Regions from separate parts of the Homo sapiens genome. Here region 2 is linked to region 1. A link is a loop called in an ENCODE intact Hi-C map of the cell type or tissue named here. Cell type or tissue: sigmoid colon. All regions are shown on one strand. Links, peaks and the distances in the headings refer to the core of each region. The heading gives the core; the rest is flanking DNA. Region 1 overlaps ROBO1 (roundabout guidance receptor 1). Region 2 overlaps ROBO1 (roundabout guidance receptor 1).

Region 1 (10,092 bases), core at 2,492-6,491:
TGTAAGTGGAATCATACAGTATTTATCTTTGTGTGACTGGCTTATTTTTACTTAGTATAATGTTTTCAAGGTTCATCCATGTTGCAGCATGTGTCAGAATCCCCTTCCTTTTTAAGGCTGAATGATATTTCACTGTAATAAGTGCCACATTTTGCTGGTTCATTCATCTGCTGATGGACATTTGGATTGCTTCCATATTTCAGCTGTTGTGAATAACGCAGCTATGAACATGGGTGTATAAATATCTCTTTGAGATACTGCCTTCTATTCTTTTGGGTCTATACCCAAAAGTGGAATTGGTGCATCATATGGTAATTCTATTTTTAATTTTTTGTGGAACTGCCATACTGTTTTTTACAGCAGTTGTATCATTTTACATTTTGAACAGTGCACAAGGGTTCCAATTTCTCTGCATCCTTGCCAACACTTGTTTTCAGGTTTTGTTGTTGTTGTTGTTGTTTTTTATAGAAGCCATTCTGCAGCCTCAAATTTTGAGAGGCTTTTACTCATCTTGAAACAAAGAAAAGGATCCTATTTAGAAAAGTACAATCCTCACTTATTTGTGTACTTTAGACAGATAAACAAATGTCATTATAAGATGACTTCTTCCAGCATCCCCTGATTCTAAATCTTAGGAATATTGAAGGTGCGATTTTCAGATTTCCACATTTTTACAAATGGCATTAGTATGGTAATGACATTGATGATTATATTGTAAAAATGTACCAGTAAGATCTCACCCTGCAATTAAAATAATCCTTGGAAGACACTGTGTGGAATTGTTTTATAAGGGGAGATCACAGTGAAATCCTCCAAAGGTCTCATTTTGTTGTGCCAAATTTGATATTTAAAATGGTCCAAGGGTGGGGGAACTAAAACAAAGAACCAGTGAGTCCTCAACATTACACAGTGTAAATTATTAAAGAAGCAGCTAATAACATAAATGTGGTCCAATTCCTTCAACAAACTCAACAAGAGTCCCTACATAGTCTCTAATATCTGCAGACTATATCAGGCAGTGAAAAATTAGAGTACTAATATGTGGTTTCAAAAGTATATAGCACAGTTGCTTGAGAAGGAAATCTATCAGAAGGACACATATTTGTAAGACTTTTACAGCAGAGATTCATGTCATTTGACAACAGGTAACCTGTCAAATAATCATATGATGAAAATACAAAATCATATTGCACCACCTTTATAATGTAACCAGAATATAAGTACGTCTCTCCTCCTCTACCATCACTCTCATCTTGATCCAGCCCACCATCCTCATTTGCCTGCTTTATTGCAATAGCTTGAAATTATTTTCTCATTTACTCTTTTGCACCTTAGTATTCTTTTAAAATAACATCCTTAATCATTTCATTAAAATAGAATTCAGGTCCTGGTACCATTCTGTTCAAAACTGTCCAATCTCCTCTATTATGTCAGAATTAAAGAAGTAATTTTTGTAGCAGCCTACAAGGACTTTCACGGGCTGCCTATTGCCTCTCTGATCTCATTCCCGACTCCTCTCCCCTTGCTCTATCTGTTGTGGCCTAATGGTTTCTTGCTGTTTATCAAACACACTACAAGTAGTCTTAGCTAGAAGCACTTTCTCCAAATAACTGCATGGCTTATTTATTGAATCCTCTGCATTTTTCTCAAATATTACCTTGGCAAATCTGACTACTGCATTTAAAATTACAATAGATCCTGTCACACTGCACACCCCTAACCTTATCATTTTTTTTCCTGATACTTAACACATTTTAACTTGCTTTAAAATCTAGTTGGTATACTTATTGTTTATGTTACATCACTGCCAGCCTACATTACTGGAATGTAAGCGCCATAAGGTCAGGAATTCTTGATATTTGTTTACTCATCAATGCATCCTGAGAGCCTAGAATAGTGCCTGGCACACAGGAAGATGTTCAATAAATATTTATCATTCACGCTAACAGTGGAGCTCAATAACTTTATTAGAGTCAGCATGTTTTGATCAGAAGACCTTACTCTACCATAGTGTTTGTAGTAGTTCTGTACATGTAGATATCAGGCATAGATGTGGCATTATAAGTAATCAGCTGAGCACTTCAACATTATTTTCCTATGAGACATTTTGCAAGGTTGAGTTCTTTCAGCATTAGAATAATTTACCTGTTTGAGATTCTTAGGAATGTGCTGAGTGAACTCAGTATCCCCTCCAAGAGACTTTTCCATTATTTGTCAGAAGGAGATTGTCTACAAAGTCTTTTGGAAAAAAGCTGATTCGAAGATCAGAAATCAGTGTCAAAACGTCTGTACTATTTTCCAATAATGGGGAGCAATGGGTTCCCTAAGGATTTCCACAAATTTTAAAGCCTGAAAGAACGGAATTTCCCCTGGATTTATAAACTGCAAAAATTCAAGTTTTACCCTAAAGAAATAGCCTACAGAATTTGGGTATCTATAATGGCACGATGTGCACCAGACCAGATACACATATCACATAATCTATCGTGATGGTTCTTTTGATATGTCAGCTTGGATAGGCTTCAATCCCCAGATAGCCAACCCAATACTAATCTGGGAGTTGCTGGGAAGATATTTTATTGATGTGATTAAGTCCATAATCAATTGACTTTAATTAAGTGGAATTGTCCCGGATAATGTGAGTGGGCCTGATTCAATCAGTTGAAAGACCTTAAAAATAGGTCTGAAGCTTCCCTGATGGAAGAATAAATTCCACCTGTGGAGAGCAACTTCAGCCCATGCAGGAGAGTTCCACTCTACCCTTCCTGATGGCCTGTCCTACAGATTACAGACTTGCCTAGCCACCCCCAACAATAGCGCAAACCAACTCATTGCAATAGGTCTCTACTATTGCAATGTGTCTTCTACTGGTTCTCTCTCTTTGACTGAACCCTGACTAATACAGTTATTAATGCCCCAAAGTAATGTAAGACTTGATGAAGATCATAAAGGCACAGAAAATTACATACTTAATCTAATGCCTATAGCCAATTCACTTCTGTTAGAAAAAAATAGAAATTGGAGAATCTTTACAAACTTGCCCTTGACTAAATTTTGGACAGCTGTATTATTTATGATGGTTATGATGGTACTGCAGATACTGAATATTCATTACTCATCTTATACCTTCAATTGGATTTTTTATTCTTGTAGAATTATCTCCTGCACTTAAGAAATCCTCTTTTTAGAAATAATTTAGAGACAAATACATTATATATATTTCAATTATGTGATCAACAACTTTCATAAAATCTTCCCACTAGAATGTAAGTTGCAGGATGGAAGGCAAGTTTTCTATTTTTCTTTTTTTTTTTTTTTTTATTTTTGAGATGGAGTCTAGCTCTGTCGCACAGGCTGGAGTGCAGTGGTGCAATCTCGGCTCACTGCAAGCTCCGCCTCCCGGGTTCGCGCCATTCTCCTGCCTCAGCCTCCCGACCAGCTGGGTCTATAGGCGCCCGCCACCACGCCTGGCTAATTTTTTTTGTATTTTTAGTAGAGACGGGGTTTCACCAAGTTAGCCAGGATGGTCTCGATCTCCTGACCTCGTTGATCCGCTATTTTTCTTAATTTGTTCACTAATGTATTATCAGTGCCTAAATCAGTAAAGGATTCATAATATTTGTTGAATTAATGAATCACTTAACAGTTTTATGGATAGAGGAATAATATTCCAAAGACATCTTCTTAGGCTTCTGAATTAATGCTACTGCTATTCACTATGCCTGAGGCGATGTGCACATATCCACGTGTCTCCAATGTTAAGAACAAAGACTGTCAGAATTCTGGCTACTCAATTTCAAATCATGTCCTAATCATGTTTCCTAAAAGACACAACCAGTGCCAAACACTTCATTTTTCCCAGGTCAAGATACTGCTGATAATATTGATTATAAAATTGAAGAAAGGTCTTTTAGGTTTGAAAATTAATAGCACAAAAGCATTTCCTAATTCATCCAGAGCATCTAAACTCACGCTAGTAAATTTTCTTGCAGTTAAAATTTTTGTGTTTTTTTGTTTACTCTTCACTATTTTTGTTTGCTTGTGCCAACAAAATTCCAGAAGTTGCAAGGCAGCAATTTCTTCCTTAGCAAGAGGAACACAGAGAATTTAGCCTTCTGTTCTAGTAAAACTTCTTTGTGTACATCCACATTGTATTTTTGTCATGAAATCAATGTCACTGTTCCTTTCTTCTAAATTCCTATAACTTATATCTTTATAACACCTGTAATGACTGTCATCATTTTGGGGCTACTGTCTTCATATAAATGATAAAACTATGCAATTGCCTTCTAAGAGGGCACTTTCCTTTTTATCTGTCCCAACTAGTTACTTCCCTTCACACCACTGCTTTATCAATTAAAAAGAAAAGCAAAAATAAAAACAAAAATATCCTCTCTTCATCTCACATCTTTGTTCCAGATCTTACAATGACTAGTAATCTTTCTGCTAATCCAATCTGAGCATTCTGCCTTGGTAATTAAGATGTTTGAAGAACTTGGGATCAGAAGTCAGAATACTTGGGTTTGAATTTTTGGTTTTGAGGTTTATTATCTGCATGACTCAGGCAAGTTATTTGAATGCATTGTACTTAATCATCCTCATCTGTAAAATGGAGATACAAATAGCATCCATTTCATGAGAGAGGTTAGGAGGATTGAGGCAGTTAATATATGCATGGGAAGAATTTAGAATGGTCACTGTCAGATGATAACTACAGACTTTTAGCTATCATCATCATCAGTATTAAAATAATTATTTTTAACTTGTACCACATGTTGGTCAAGCATTATTTGCTATTTTGGGGAATGTATACTTTAATATAGATTCAGGCAATCTGCACAGCCAGGAACGGAAAGAAACTGGACTTAACAGTATTCTTTAGATTTGCTGGCACAACCCTATCGGCCTGTGTGTGATTTGGCTAATTGCGTATTCGGAGAAGAGCCAACAGTGACAGTTTACCCAATGAGAGGAAACATTCAGCTTTAGTCATCGCCCTGCTAAAAGAAATACTTTGATGCTGAGTCAGGAACTTTGGCTTTATTTAAATAAATACTGTTTCTTCCAGGGAGATTTTTTTTTTCCAGAAATCCTTAAGAGAGTTTTTCTTTTTAAAAAAATCAGTGATGAAAATATCATAATTCAAAGCTAAAGTTGGCAGAAACTCCTTGGCTTTCTGAAAATGACCTTTGACCCAACATGGTAAAATGCATACCCATTTTATCTTTCTTCCACTAAACCCTAATATCACCACTCTGGCTAGTTCATTTTACTGTTTCCAAACTCTCCTAGTATAATGTTTGCCCCTACTATTTTGCTTATATTGCTTTTTCCTTTGTAGAAGTCTCTCTCTAATGTTTGGAGGTTAAAGTCATGTTTTCTGTGTCCCAAACTCTTCAATATCTCTAGTCACTTCAACGTTTCCATTTATTTACTTAGTTAGGCAACATTGACTCCATGCCCCCTGTATTTCAGGCACTGTTTTAGGAGCTTAAAATACAGGAGTAGATAATATATCAAGGGTTCCGGTCCTCAGAGGAGCTTGCATTAAAGTGAGGAAAATGCATCACTATTATTTATACAAATAATTAATTATAGATGTTATGAAAGAATGCTAGAACATTGAAATAGACTGTTGCTAGGAAAATCCTAAATGAGAAAGTGACATTTAAAGTTGAAAACTTGAAGAATTAAGATGAATTATTTGAGCAAAATTCTAAAGATAAAGGGGAAAGAGAATGTTTGCAGCAATGAAAAGAATGATTTATGTAGAAGCAACAAGTTTTGAAGACCATAAGATGGGAAGAATAATGGAACTATTAAAGAACTGAAAGAAATCCAGTGTAGCTACAGCTTAGATAACCAAAGAATAGCAAGGCTATGAAAGTGGACTATTGATGACTGGGATCTCTTCAAGAGTACATATTAGTGCACATTTGGATTCAAGATCTTGACATATAATAGTAGTACATATTCATTTTATTATGTTATAATCTACATTAATTTTATATTCCTCCAAACAGTTAATGCAGATTCCATACAAAGGCTTTAAGATGGAAGCACAGATTTCTTGTCGTTTTTTTCTTTTGCTTGCCGCACAGGCATATCATAGCCAATAAATAATTACTTGTTGAGATTATTCTATAGGATTCCACTTTATCCTATTCAGCCTTGCTTGTTTTGTCTGTAGAAATGCACACACACACACACGTTTCTTAATATTACAAGGGCAGAAGAATTTTCAAATGAAATCCAGATAGCTGAGTAATTACTTGGACTACTTGATTTTAATCAATGTAAAATATAGTAATATTCCATGACTGAAGATTATTGTTGAAACCTGAAATAAAATCCTCTGATGTAGGCATTATAATAAGATCCCTTAGGGTGGTTAAATTGTGTAAGTACTTAACGATAAAATAAAACCACATAATAAAAATGGTTCAGCTTTGGTGTTACCATTTTAGGATCACAGCTGTTATAAGTGACTGGTGAAAAATAAATAACCTATGCCCATTTTGTTATCTCAATTCAAAATTTCACAAGTTTAGGTCTTAATACCAAAAGCATAATAAAAGGAATGCTCTCAATTTATGGACATGGAGTATATAAAAATAAGAATAGGGCCTACAAAACTCTTAACTTAAAGAGGTAAATTTTATAAACATTTGAACATTGAAATTATTCAGAGCTTTGAAGTACAAAAATGTAAATACATGTTTAGGTTAAAAATCCTAAAATGTAAACGTTTATAGTCAAAGAGAGAGAGCGAGAGAGAGAAAACACACTCTTGGTCTTTAACAACAAAGGAAACAATAAGTGCAAGGCCTGGGTCTTAGCTATCTGCATATCCTAGTGTAGGGCTCTTTCATGAAATATTCTCACTAGATTAGAGCTCAGGGCCATTGTGCCAATCAAGAGTAAAGGGGCAAATGGAACCTTCAAGCTTTCATCCCAGGGCCTCATTTACCTACTAATTACTGATGAAATCATTATAAGGACTCCATCAGTTAACACACCACTCATTTCTGTTAACACATGAATGCTGTCAGAGGCCATGGTGTGCTACTTAGGTTGCTATTTATCAGAAAATTTAAATGTGTTTCCAGTTCAGTTAACAATCAAAGGTCACTCTTCTTAAATTAGTCCAAGTAAAGTAAAGCAAACATACCAACATAATCCACCAATCTGTTCCATTACCTAGATATCTAAGAATTTTAAAATATTTTGCATTTAAGATAGGAAAATATGTGAAATGTTCAAATAGCCTTGCCCCTAAATTTAAAATTATTATCTTCTTTGTACATGAAACTCAATTTCCTTTCCTTGTCTAAACTAAGGCAATACAAATTTTTGTAAATTTGCTGTAAATCTATTTTAGAGGTAAAAAATGTTGCCTCACACATATATTTGGTTACAGATGTTATTATTACCAGTGAATTAGACAAGTTATTTTTTTTTCTCTTAGGAATTTAAATACATGTTAAATAAGCCTGCCAGTAAATGGTCAAAGAAGGCTAAGGGATAAATCAGTTAGGAGGTGAACAGAGTTGACTCTTCATCAACTTTATTTGCATGTTGAATACTTGCATCAATCTGAAGTAATTTATTTTTCATACTTGTGTTCATTTCTTTTTAACAGAGTAATTTACTTTATATATACCTTTCCTTCATTCAGAAATGAAGAAAATATCACGTAGCCATGTGCTGGATTCAGATGTACTAGTTCAAAAGAGCCAACTGATAGATTTTTCAGGGATATTTTGAGTTAGTTCTTAAATTCGTTGAAGTTACTTTATATAATAATGACTTTCTATAAAATTATTATTTTATATAATTTCATTCACAATAATGAATTTACTTAAATTCATTATTTAAATAATATAAATGTATAATTAAATATCTTATGTTAAAAACAAAGCTTATAAATTAATAATTACACATATTATGTTAAAAAAGCTTATGAAAGTAACAATTTTGTAATTGTTTTACTTCATCGTTAGTATCATCTATGTCCTTGATATTGTTTTAGTATATTTTATTCATGTGCTAGAAACACTATGCAGGAGTGTGCTGCCAAGCATCTCTTCTCAACTTGACATTTGATGATGTCACATTAGTAGCCATGGTGCAAGTATATATGCCATGAAAATTGCAAAAAAAAAAAAAAAAAAGCCATAACAAAATCTGGGCTTAATTTTTTCTTTTGTTGATATTCTAGATTTAAGAAAGTGATGAAGAAAATATTTATAAAACAGATTAAACTTAAAATTGTGTTGCATCAGTACAGATTACATTGTAAACAGCACACACATACATAAAGGGATAAAATATTCTTCCTTAAACAACTATTAACCATTTAAATAAACAAGTCATTCACGTGATTGAAAAACAAGTGAAGTTCTGGCATATATCTTTAGTTGTACACTTTTGTCTTACTTGTTACATAAAAAAAATCAACTAACTTTCATGTTAAAACTGGAAATACCTTCATAGGGTGGTTATGGATACAAAAGTCAGGAAAAATTAACAAAAATATTCTCTGAAAGTCAATTGACTATATGAAATCTATAATAAAATTATGATATGTAACATTATTACTTATAAGTTATGTTGTACACATCTTCATATCAGTATTATACTAAACACACACAAACAGCTTTCCTTTGGAGAGTCCATTATCAAAACATTTACAACCATAAAACTGATTATATGAATATATAAAATATAACACTACAATATATAAATTTAAAGTATGTGATAAAGTAAAACAAAAGTAGAGGCATAAAAATCAAGCCAAAAGGGAGACTTCAACAATAACAAGAACAACAGCAAAAATGATCAAAACCTATTAAATTTCTATAGGTACCTCAATTTGCTCTAAGCCTCCCTCTAATCACTTTGATGAATAAGATCCTGTGGTCTACTCATTCAAAATATTTATCAGATGAAAGCATTTCAGTTACTTAGGAGAAACTATTTTTGATTCTAAATGTGTTTTAGCCAGTTGGGTCAAATTCCTATCATTGCAGGTTATTATGAGTGACTATAAATGCATACAAACAAATACATTGAAAAATATTTCCTTCTATCTCTAAAAGTAAAACATTTTTATTGTATTAACTAAATCTCTAAAAATTTTTGTCTCAATTTTCTGTACTTCATCATCCCCTTGGGAGAATTCCTGGAAAGTTGCTCTTCCTGGATTGCCCGTGTAAGGAAGAGCACACTTCACAGGGACAGTTGATTTCAAAGTCCTTCAAAGATGGATTATCACAGATTGTCTTCAGCTTTGTTAATTTGGAACAATCCTAGAAACTTTACATAAAGTTGTATTAAAATTAAAGTACAAACTACATTTTTTTTCCAATTATATGTGTGTATACCATTATTTTCAATTTTTTTTTTTTGGATCCTGAATTATCTTTCCAACTATTCCCTTCTACTGTGTCTACCCTGAGCACTGCATTATTGACTAAACTGAAATGCTCACCAGTTCTAGGATATGTCATACATTTAAGCACATTTTATTTTGCTTACGACATTTGTTCTTTTAGTTTAGAATACCTTTATACCCTTATCTGTGATCAAGGAATTTCTGTTTACATTTAATACTTAGGGTTAAGTGCTAACTCTTGATCCTCCCAGGAAAAGTTAATACCATTTTCTTCTCTGCTCCTAGAAGATACTTCTTATATATCTATTTTTAAGCATCTTTTAAACTCAGTATTTCAGTTGTGTTCATATCTGCCTCTATAACACTGAAGGCTCTTTAAGTTGAGGTCTAGGTCTTTGTCTCAACCAATGAGAGTAACAGAAGTGCTTTACATGGGTTCAATGGTCACAAATAAATACCAGTCCACATCAATGCACAGTGATGAATGGAGACAATCACTACTGAGAGGTGACAGCGTGCTGGCAGCCCTCACAGCCCTCACTCGCTCTCGGTGCCTCCTCTACCTGGGCTCCCACTTTGGTGGCACTTGAGGAGCCCTTCAGCCCACCGCTGCACTGTGGGAGCCCCTTCCTGGGCTGACCGAGGCTGGAGCCAGCTCCCTCAGCTTGCGGGGAGGTGTGGAGGGAGAGGCGCGA
Region 2 (10,092 bases), core at 2,152-6,151, 62 kb before region 1:
CAGCACATAAGACAGAAGCCTAATGATATTCATGAGTTAAAAGACAAATTTGGTGGCCAAGCCATGTTTGAGAACAAATGTAGCCACAAATGAGCTTTGCCAAATCTCATGGGTGGACAGCGCAAACTCTTATTAACAATTTGTGATTCAAACCTCAGTTGTTAATGTGAGTCACTGTAAACAAAATTTTACATTTATAAGAATGATGCCATATAACAGTAATTTGAGGACGTTACTGAACAAGGGCATGATCCGTTTTGGATGAATTAATAATGAATGTGACACCTGCCTAGCGGTTGCCTCTCCGCCCAGAGTCTCTGAGTTCCTGTTTCTCACCCTGGAGCTTCATATTATCTCACTTGCTTCTGCTGAAGGCTCTCATCCTCACCGTTTTCTTTGGGGTTTTACTCTTGGCAGAGCTCTGCTAATCTGAGAATTACAAGAACCTGAAAGGAGAGAAATAGCTTCCGCATGTGTGTATTTTGAAGTTGGATAGCTATAAATAGTTTAACATCAAGAATGGTAATTATTTCCACAATGTTGTGAAGGCTGTACAAATACAAAAAATATTTAAAGATTTTACCAGGATTTCTTTGTAAGATTTACTTGTTTGAATCTAAACATTTTAGAGGAGCACAGATAGTTGTGATGGGATTTAATTTTAAAGCACAATTGGACAAAATGTCAATAAATGCAAACAAGTTTTGTCAAACAAGTTTCATGTGAACCAATATATTGCTCAGCTCACACAGTTTTCATTTAATTGAAGCTGATCTCATTATACTCTGGAGGATGTAGTCAGAGCTTTGACCTACCTAATTTCCACACCATTATTCTTTTTTTAGTAATAATGTTGATCAGTATTTGTACATATGTAGATCCATTTTTATTAAAATTATCTATAAAAGTGCACATAAAATATATACTATTTCAACATTTACTTCTCAGGAAATAATACCTTTCATATAATAGCATACGATGTTTATTGTAAAAATAGATTCCATTTTCAGATTCAAAGGATGTATAATTTTGTACCATAGATAGTATTCTTCTTTTTTATTTCCAAACCTATTTATTTTCAGTTAAGGGAATGTGTTTTACCTGAACGACTACAGATACAAGGCTATGGTCCTTATCATAGCATCATGATTATGTAATGTAACAAGAGGCCAAACCATCAGCAAGAAGTTCTGAGAGTCCAAGGTTTTCAATCATAAGAGAGGAATTAAGCTTATTAAACATCATAAATTGCAGCCATAAAACACATAGATGAGGCCAAGACATGATTTAGCACTTCTAGGAAGTAATCACTAGATATCCAAAACTTCCTGTTTGCCAATTTACATGAATCACTTTTATATGTATCACTTTTAAGATTAAGAAACAAAGTATTGGAAGCATGGCAGTTATAAGTTGTGGCCATGGTTGGTTGACAAAATAATTTAAAGAAGGAGTTGGCAAGGTCCTTAGCAAATTATTTTTACTTCACTTGGACAGAACTTGACTATGCTTGGGACTCATTACTGAATAAAAGTCACTAAAGCAGATGTGTATGTCCAAAGAGAGAAGCACATAAAAGTTATTGGTGCTTTTTTGCTTTTAATAAATTATTAGAAGTGTTTCATTATTTATGATGGTCATTATTTTTAGATTTTCTTTCAAGGAGCTTTTTATGATTCTTCTAATTAAGAATAGTTAACTAGATTATGTATAGAATTGATAGCTAGAAATTCCTAGTGGCCTGGGATAAAAATGTTGTATGTATTTGACGATAAAATAAAAGAAAAACTGAAAAGGAAACAATCGAAGAGTTCGTCTAATATGATTCTAAAATCAGAAGATAGAAAGTAAAAGATTCAATCACATTATTTGATATGTTGTGAAACCAATACATGTGTTTAACTGAATTCCACTTAAAACAAGCACATCTAATTAAATCTAATTATATTAGCATATTGTTTGCATGAACTAGATGCAATTTATTAGACTTACCAATGTTAAACATTCATATGGGAGTATGCATATTTTAATTGAAAAACAACAAAAACAAAAAGTAAGACATAGCTAAAAAGTGAATATGGACTAATGCATACAAACAGGAATGAGCTACTGGTACATTCGTAAACAGAACTAAGACACCGGTTTTCGGTCAGCTTTTGCATTATTGACTGAGGCTTACTGACTCTTAGGAGATAGGTTTCACATATACTTGAGACACTAAGCATATTATCTCCAGTGGAACAGAAGTAATTACTGTAATAAACAAAGGCTAACCTTAGTTTAAACAAATGGATGTTTTTTGTTGAGTAAGCAGTTTACAAGAGCAAAACGGCCCTATGCATTTGCTAATGTTCTTCTATCTTTAAAAATTTTTGTCGACATCTAACAAAAAGCAAATAGCTAACTCAGACTACACCTTTATGATTTCTCCTAATAGTGTGAAATATCTAAGGTTATTAAATATAAATTTTATCACATCTAAAGTCTCTTTAACAACACTTTGACTAAGAAAAAATAAACACACATGCATATACAGACACAAACATATATACATATATATGCTAATTGTTTAATTAAAAATTACAGTTAGTAAATATGAGGATTAAGCTTTCTCTGACTTTGCTATCATCAAAGAAAATTATTTGTTGATTTTATATAAGGCATTTGGCCTCAACTAAAGTCACTGCAGGATATGAATAAAAAATTGCATTTCAATTTAGCAAATATTATATTTGGTCAGGGATTGACAATGGTTGGGAGCCTATGATAGGAAAGGGAGGAGGAATATGGCCCGAACCTCTGCTAAATGGACTGGCTCTCTACTCTGACAACACATTAAAATCATCTGATAGAGACTTTAAGACAAAACACCAGTGTTTTATCTCCGACCTAGGGATTTTGATTTGTTGGCCGGAAGTAGGAGCTGGATGTTGAAGCCGGGTAAAGTATCACTAGTTTGAAAATAAGAGTAAACATAGTGCAAGTTTGTGGAATTCTTTTAGTATTTCAAGGAGTCATGAACGCTTTCATAGTCGTGTTACTACACAGATTATGTAATAGGCAATTTAAAAATGTGTTTCAAGTTAGTGTTGGTTAAGTTGTGAAGCTGAATTAGTAGAAACTACCTTACTTGAAGTTAGGCTATTTCCTGAAATAATAAGTCATGATAGAACAGCATGTGAACATTTATTTTTTCAAATAATTACTCGCTGATAAATATGCCTGATGTTGTACTGAATATTACTACAGTAAAATAGATGTGTAATCACAATGCTGTATAGATTGTCTCTGTTCTTTAACAAGAGCAGACACCTGGTTTAGCACCTTCTGATTTTTTTTATTATTAGTTCTTATTGAGTTACTGCTTATTGCATATTTAAGATGCATGAGTCACTTGTCCAGCGATAGGCTTGCATTATCACTCTTCAGTTCTCACACAGCCATACGAGTTCGGTACTATTCATATCATCCTGAGCATAAAGAGGTTACTTAGCCCAAGACTACTTTACTAGATTATTGTAATTAATGTAAACATAGTCCATGCTCCTTGATAGCAAGAGTGAGAGAGACAACTGTCCCCTCGCCCTATCTTAATTGAAGAGCTACAACAAAGCCATAGCAATGGAAACAGTTTGTATTAATACAAGAATGGACATATAGTTTAATGTAACAGAAAAGAGAGCTTAGAGACAGACCCATACATATATGATGATATAATCCATGAGAAGTTGCTACCAATGGAAAACGGCAGGTGTTTTTGGTAGATGGCATGGAGAAACTGACTTACATGAATGCAAATTTAAAGACACATAAAAAGTAGCTTAAGATGTATTAAAAACTGAAATGTAAAAAGTCCACCTATCAAGTTAATACAAAAAAATCTAGGAGACCATCTTTGTGAGTAAATTCAAAAGAAAACCATAAAGCAAAATATGATGGTATAATTTGTATGAGAATGAAAGATTTCTGTTTAACACACGTGGGGAAAGATGTAAGTTAAACTACTAACGGAAAAAGATAGTTACAGCATGTAAAAATTGACAAAGAATTCCTGAGAATCAACAGAAAAAGAACCATGAGTGTAAGGGCAAGATGAACAAAGTGCATAATCAGGCAATTTAGAGAAGAGGAATCACAAAAGATCATTGCATTCAAAGGGAAACTGCAACTTGCTGAAGATCACAGAAATGAAAATTAAGTGATATAATACGATTGTACACCTGTTAGTCTGACAGTCTGATGAACTACTGATGGGAGTATCGAGTGGTGTAGCAATTTGGAGAGCCAGCTAGCAATTTGGTAAGTTTACTTAACCTATAGGTGAAAAAAAAGTAAGTATTCCAAGATTTAATTTGGATTTCACATATTAATTTTATCTTATGAATTTCATGCCTGTGGTGAATAGTAATAGAGAAAGGAAGCATGCTATCTAAATTTATATTTATATTGACATTGTTAAAATGTTTAAAGTTATGCATTGTTGCAAACAAAGATATTGTGGGAGAAAGAGGAAACTGCATTGAAAAAATCCTTAGTGTCATCATGTGTATGTAATGAAAAGAGTATACCACAAAGCTACATGCTATCAGCCTGAAAGATGTGTTAACCAATTTCAGCGTAGTGTTGGTTTTGGCTACCAGTTGGTGTTTATGAAGCTCCTGCTGTGTATATAGGTTTGGGAAATATTTATTTTTGTAGAATGGATTGTCTTTGTAAGTTGCCGGAGGTCCCCAAAGATCTTGGCTTGGATTCTAATTTCTACCCATTTGGTTTCTGTTAAATTTAAAGTAAGGTAATGTATATATTGAAAGTCCTTGTGAATCCTGGAAAATCTAACAAATTTAGTATGGTAACAGAATTGCTATTCACAGAGCTGGATATCTTGCTTAAAATCAAAGCAACTTGACTAGCTGAAACAATATAGTCTTTTAACAATGATTTCTTTTTAAACAAGCAAATTGTCTGCTTTAAAAATAAAAGAAGTGTACCATATGAATGAAAACATATTATTGTTTTGCTAGTTAAGAGGTTTCTAAAAGCCTATAAATCAGAGTTTTACCCAATGAGTTCCCTCTGGGAAGCAAAAAGCTACATGTTTTATTAGAATATACTAGTGCGGCTCATTTTTTTATTATTGTGATATCACATTCTCCGGGGTTCATTAAATTAACAACATTTTTAATGAGCCTTAATTGTTACAAATGGTTTCTCTTTCAGAACATAACATTGCCTGAAAAAACAAGACAAATAATTCTATTTTTGATATTATGGAACAGGCTCTGAACTATAGAAATACCTGGATTTCTATTAGCACTTTCCTCATGTATTATATTAATATAAATAAACAATTGACTGTGCTTAGTGCATTTATTATGTTAAGAATGAATTATTTTTGCAAACACCTAAAGTTTCAAGTAAGTGCTAAATCCTAGACCTACATTAAAATTTAAGTCTACTTCTGAGTTAACACGAGTGTGAATGACATAGTACATCAGGTTGCAAGCAATACAGACACTAAAAAAAAAATGTAAGTTAAAAATATATACACATCAAAGCACAATAATGATAAATGGCAAGTAATTATTGTCCTCATATTCATTATCTGAGTATCCAAAGCAGTGAAGTTGCACAGGAAAGTGAAAGTTGTTATTACAGGAATACATTCACAAAGTCACAAGCTATAAATGTGTCCCCTTCAAATATTCCTCCCTACTTATGTATAGAATCTATCTCCGCTCATTGTGTCAGTCTTTGTTGCTCTGCTCAGCTAATCCAATAATCTGAAGTCAACACAAAATATATCATTTATAAGGTAAAATTGCAAAGCTTACCATAGATACAGGATTTCACAAAATAAGATGCCTATGAAAGTGTTGTTGGAAAACTGCTTATCTATACCTCTCTCTTTCTCTCTCTCTCTCTCTCTCTCACACACACACACACACACACACACACACACACACCACTTGGCAAAGGATAATTACAGTAGTTAGATGAGTTAAAGTTTAAAGAAAAAAATTCATAAGCATAACAAAATAGGTGCTACGCAAAGAGTGTTCAGGTAATTTTTAAACACATGACCCTTTTGTGATAATATTGGCATCACATGTGAAGTGATGCGTTTCATATCATTTTATCACACAAGGATTATCTGATAAATTGTGTTAAAATTAATGCTCAATTCATTGTTTCATTATAAGAGTTATAGCAGAGTTGCAAACATAAAATACATTTTACTGAGCATCATATAAATTACTTTTTGTATGTTGTTTCATTTAAAAATAAAATCCTAGTTACTTTTACAATCTTGATGAAATTTTACACTTGCCTTTTTATGTGTGTGAATTCTTTTTAAGTAGAATTTGCTCGCTGTGATTATAGGTGGCTGAAAAGGACTGCTTGCATATTAAAATGTTGGGTGTTGATAATTTTGTATTTTATGCTTTTCTTTATTTTCTAAATTACCTGTATTGAGAGTGATTACTTATGTAATCAGTAAAACTCTCAATACAGGTAATTTACAAACATTGGTTGATATTGTTGAATTGATTAAGTAAATGAAGCTTATTAATTGACATATTTCTAGCATGTTTGAGAAGTCTTAACTGTTAGAGCTCATTTAAATTATCACTTGGAACACTGAAATAAAGAGTTAAGATAATATTAATATCAACAAGTACAATTTTCCCTTGAACCTGATAAAACAAATTGTGTTAGTTGCAGTAGAATACAGATGCTCAATGTATAAGCAATGTAACTTATTCTTAATAAAATAATCAAATGATTTCTTACGTATGTCAGAATGCTGTTAATACCAGTAATACACCATAGGTCTTTTATTTCATGATCTGTTTAAGCAATCACTAATGTTTTGCTTTTAATTGAAGTTGTTGATTCTGACAGTAGCCTGCAAAATAAATTTAAGTGAATATAGTATGTGTGTTTTGGAAAGTTACTGATTTTGATCAACTCTCTCTTTTTCTTCCTTGATACATAGAAAGTACCCCAAGATACATCGACATAAATGTCTCATTCATGTAAGACAGCAGAAGCAACAGGGAAGTTACAGTTACTCGTATAAAAATGCATTTCTGTCATTGAAAGGTGACTCTATATTAACTTTTTCTCATAATTCACTTGTTCACCTATTTAGTCACTTTAAAGATAAATAAAAAAAAACTAATGTCCATTCAACTACTTTTTATAAAGTTAGCACATTCATACCAGTACTTCCATTTGAATTAAGTTCTAGAGAAATGTATTATATTAAAATATAATGTTAATAACAATTTTTGTCTAGAAGCATCCCTTTTTAGTGTAAAGACAACCATTATTTAATTGTTGAATACAATTCTGAATATTTCTGTGTATCACTACTGTTAGTAGAAATTTAAGATAGAAACAAATACAAGAGCAATAGGTTAAAATTTAAAGAAACTATATGCATATTAAAGGCTGGGTGAATAAGGGTGCCCTAACTCTGGTTGTCTTAGAGTAACGTCTTGATTAAATTATAGAGTGAATAGACAAAGTCTCTTCAGAACATATTTATTAATGAGGATTTCTGTGGCAAACCCCTATTCTAGGAATGGTAATTTGGCTCAGTACAGTTCTTTGTGAAAGGATTTTGTGCATCTCCACCAGTTCTTTTTAAATTGAAAACATCTAAATTGCATTTGAAAAGAAATAATGAACAAGCATATTTAGTCACAAAAACTATATGTTGTATATATTTTGAAGCATAAATCAAATAATAAGTATTTTATGCAGCTCTTTATAGCTTAAGGTTAAGGTATATCACAGTGCCTCTTTCTTTTTTTTTAAAACAGAAAAAATTAGTTACAGGCATTTGTTTGTGGACTGTATCTTTAAAACTAAGGTCATGTCTGATCTGAATGGATGTTTAAAATCCCAACACATCAAAAGCATGTTTTACAAGATTTGGGTCTTAAAGTTTTTTTTTTCTTTAGGTTTTATTTTAACATAGCTGTGTCAATTGGGGGTACTTATTCAAAGTTCTGTTATATAGTAGCTTTAAAAATGCAGATGCTAGCATAAAACATTTGACATACACAGTATGCTGTATTATATAATGGAATCTAATAGAACTGTAATAATTCTTAAGAATTAATGTTAATGTCTCAAAACTCTTTTATCTCAAGTTGTGAAATATTTCACACATGCAAAAATGACACAAATGTAATAGACACTCATTTACATACCACATAAATGAAGCATTATTAAATTTTTTCTGTTTGTTTTAAATTCTCTTTAAAATAATTACAGATATTGCTATAGCTGTTTCCTCATTGCTTTCTACTTCTGCTTTCTCAAAGATAGCTAGCACCTTGATGTTGCTATAAATCATTCCCATGCATGTTTTTACACTTTTATTACTTACGCATGGTTCTCTTATATCATCTGTAAATCTAAAGCGTTACACTTAAGAAATTGATATATCTTTATTATTAGTTTTTAAACATTTTATTAGAACTAACCGAATAGCACTAGAATTAAAATTGACTAGGAGGCTACTGAGACGTCAATCTTTAAAATTGATTTTGGGGGAATAAAAAGCCCTTTATGTAACAGTTATTATGAGGTGTTCCATTTTTTCATGACCTTTGTTTCCTACTTGTATAATCATTTATACTGAAATTCATTAGTCTGCTCCTGGAAAGAAGCACTAAAGGCTACATAAGTAACTATGGGTTAATTGGATAACTGTGGTAATTTGAAAGCTTATACATGCTGACTTGGCAATTATTAATAATACATGAAGCTTACTGCAGATGACCCCTACATTGGTATGAGAAGCAACTGAGAATAGAAGCGAGATTTCCTGGATTTGATAGTGTGTCAAATTAGGAAAATTGCTTTAATCTCTTTCTCACTCGGTCCCTTCAGGTACAAAATGGGGACAATAAAACCTACTTTGCCAAGCTGCTGTGAGGATTATATGAGATGATGCCAAATAATCAGTGCTGTGTGCCCACTAAATGTAAGTTATTACAGTGAGTGTGAATTGGGCACATTTTACACTTTCAGAAATAATATTTATATAATACTATATAATATACATATATCATACAATACTAGTTCACTGACAACTTGGAAGCTCAGACTTGAAGAATTTTCATTTCTGTGTGGCCTCTTGTTACCTGATTTCTTGACTGTTTCTCTGGTGGACTACTTGTGCTGACTTATTCTAGACATTATTTTAGAGGCCTAAGTTCTTTTCTTTCTCCAGCGATTTTGTAAACACCCAATTGACCGAGTAAATCTTCTTAAAATACCTCCTGTCATTTCTGGAGGCCCACCATGCAGCAGATGCTAGTTGTTGGCCACAGGATCTCAAGAATGAGAATCTCGTATCTGTTAACTCACCTGCTTGATTATTGATTTGAAGTGAGGGAAATAACTTTTTTTTTTTTTTTTTTTGGAGTCAGGGTCTTGCTCTGTGCCCAGGCTGGGGTGCAGTGGCAAGATCATGGGTCACTGCAGCCTTGAACTCCTGGACTCAAGCAATCCTCTCACTGCAGCCTCCCAAGTAGCTAGGACTACAAGTGTGCACCACCACACCTGGCTAATTTTAAATTTTTGTAGATGGAGTCTCGCTATGTTGCCCAAGCTGTGCTTAAACTCCTGGCTTCAAGTGATCCTACTACCTTGGCCTCCCAAGTCCTGAGATCACAGGTGTGAGCTACCATGCCCACACTTGAAGTGAATGAAATCTGAATGCAATTTGAAAATGAGACATTGGCAGTGACACTACAGTGTCATAATATATCACTTGTGGCCACCTTTAATGAAGAGCCAATTACTACAAGCCTCTAGAAAACTCAGTGATTTCTACAATAGACTATTATGACTTTAGTAAAGAATACAAGGTCTGTTGGGTGGGCTACCTGCTTCTGATCGCTCTGACTCATTTATAGAAACAATATACCCAGGTTTTAACTTCTTGGTTCAGGCATAATCAGGAACACAGAGAATCTCTTTTGTCTAATAGCCATAGGGCTATTGTAGCCGAAATGTGACAGCATTGCTGGATTGAGGCTGCCAAATTACATTATAGAATGACTTTTTACC

Evidence for each region. Peaks named below come from ENCODE experiments on the same cell type or tissue, not always from the same donor. Only the 100,000 strongest peaks of a DNase experiment are listed, where the experiment ranks them.
Region 2: a loop joins it to region 1, with 2.0 times the contacts of the local background. A loop is called at or near these places in 1 of 110 quality-filtered maps.

The regions. Positions count from the first base shown.
Region 1 is chr3:79,163,258-79,173,349 of GRCh38, forward strand. The region is part of intron 2 of ROBO1 (roundabout guidance receptor 1); the gene reads right to left. Among named protein-coding and RNA genes, the nearest start is that of MIR3923, 340 kb to the right of the region's middle. In sigmoid colon, for the core only: no CTCF peak of the experiment used is centred there; a DNase peak (open chromatin) is centred at 4,904.
Region 2 is chr3:79,101,200-79,111,291 of GRCh38, forward strand. The region is part of intron 3 of ROBO1 (roundabout guidance receptor 1); the gene reads right to left. Among named protein-coding and RNA genes, the nearest start is that of MIR3923, 400 kb to the right of the region's middle. In sigmoid colon, for the core only: no CTCF peak of the experiment used is centred there; no DNase peak of the experiment used is centred there.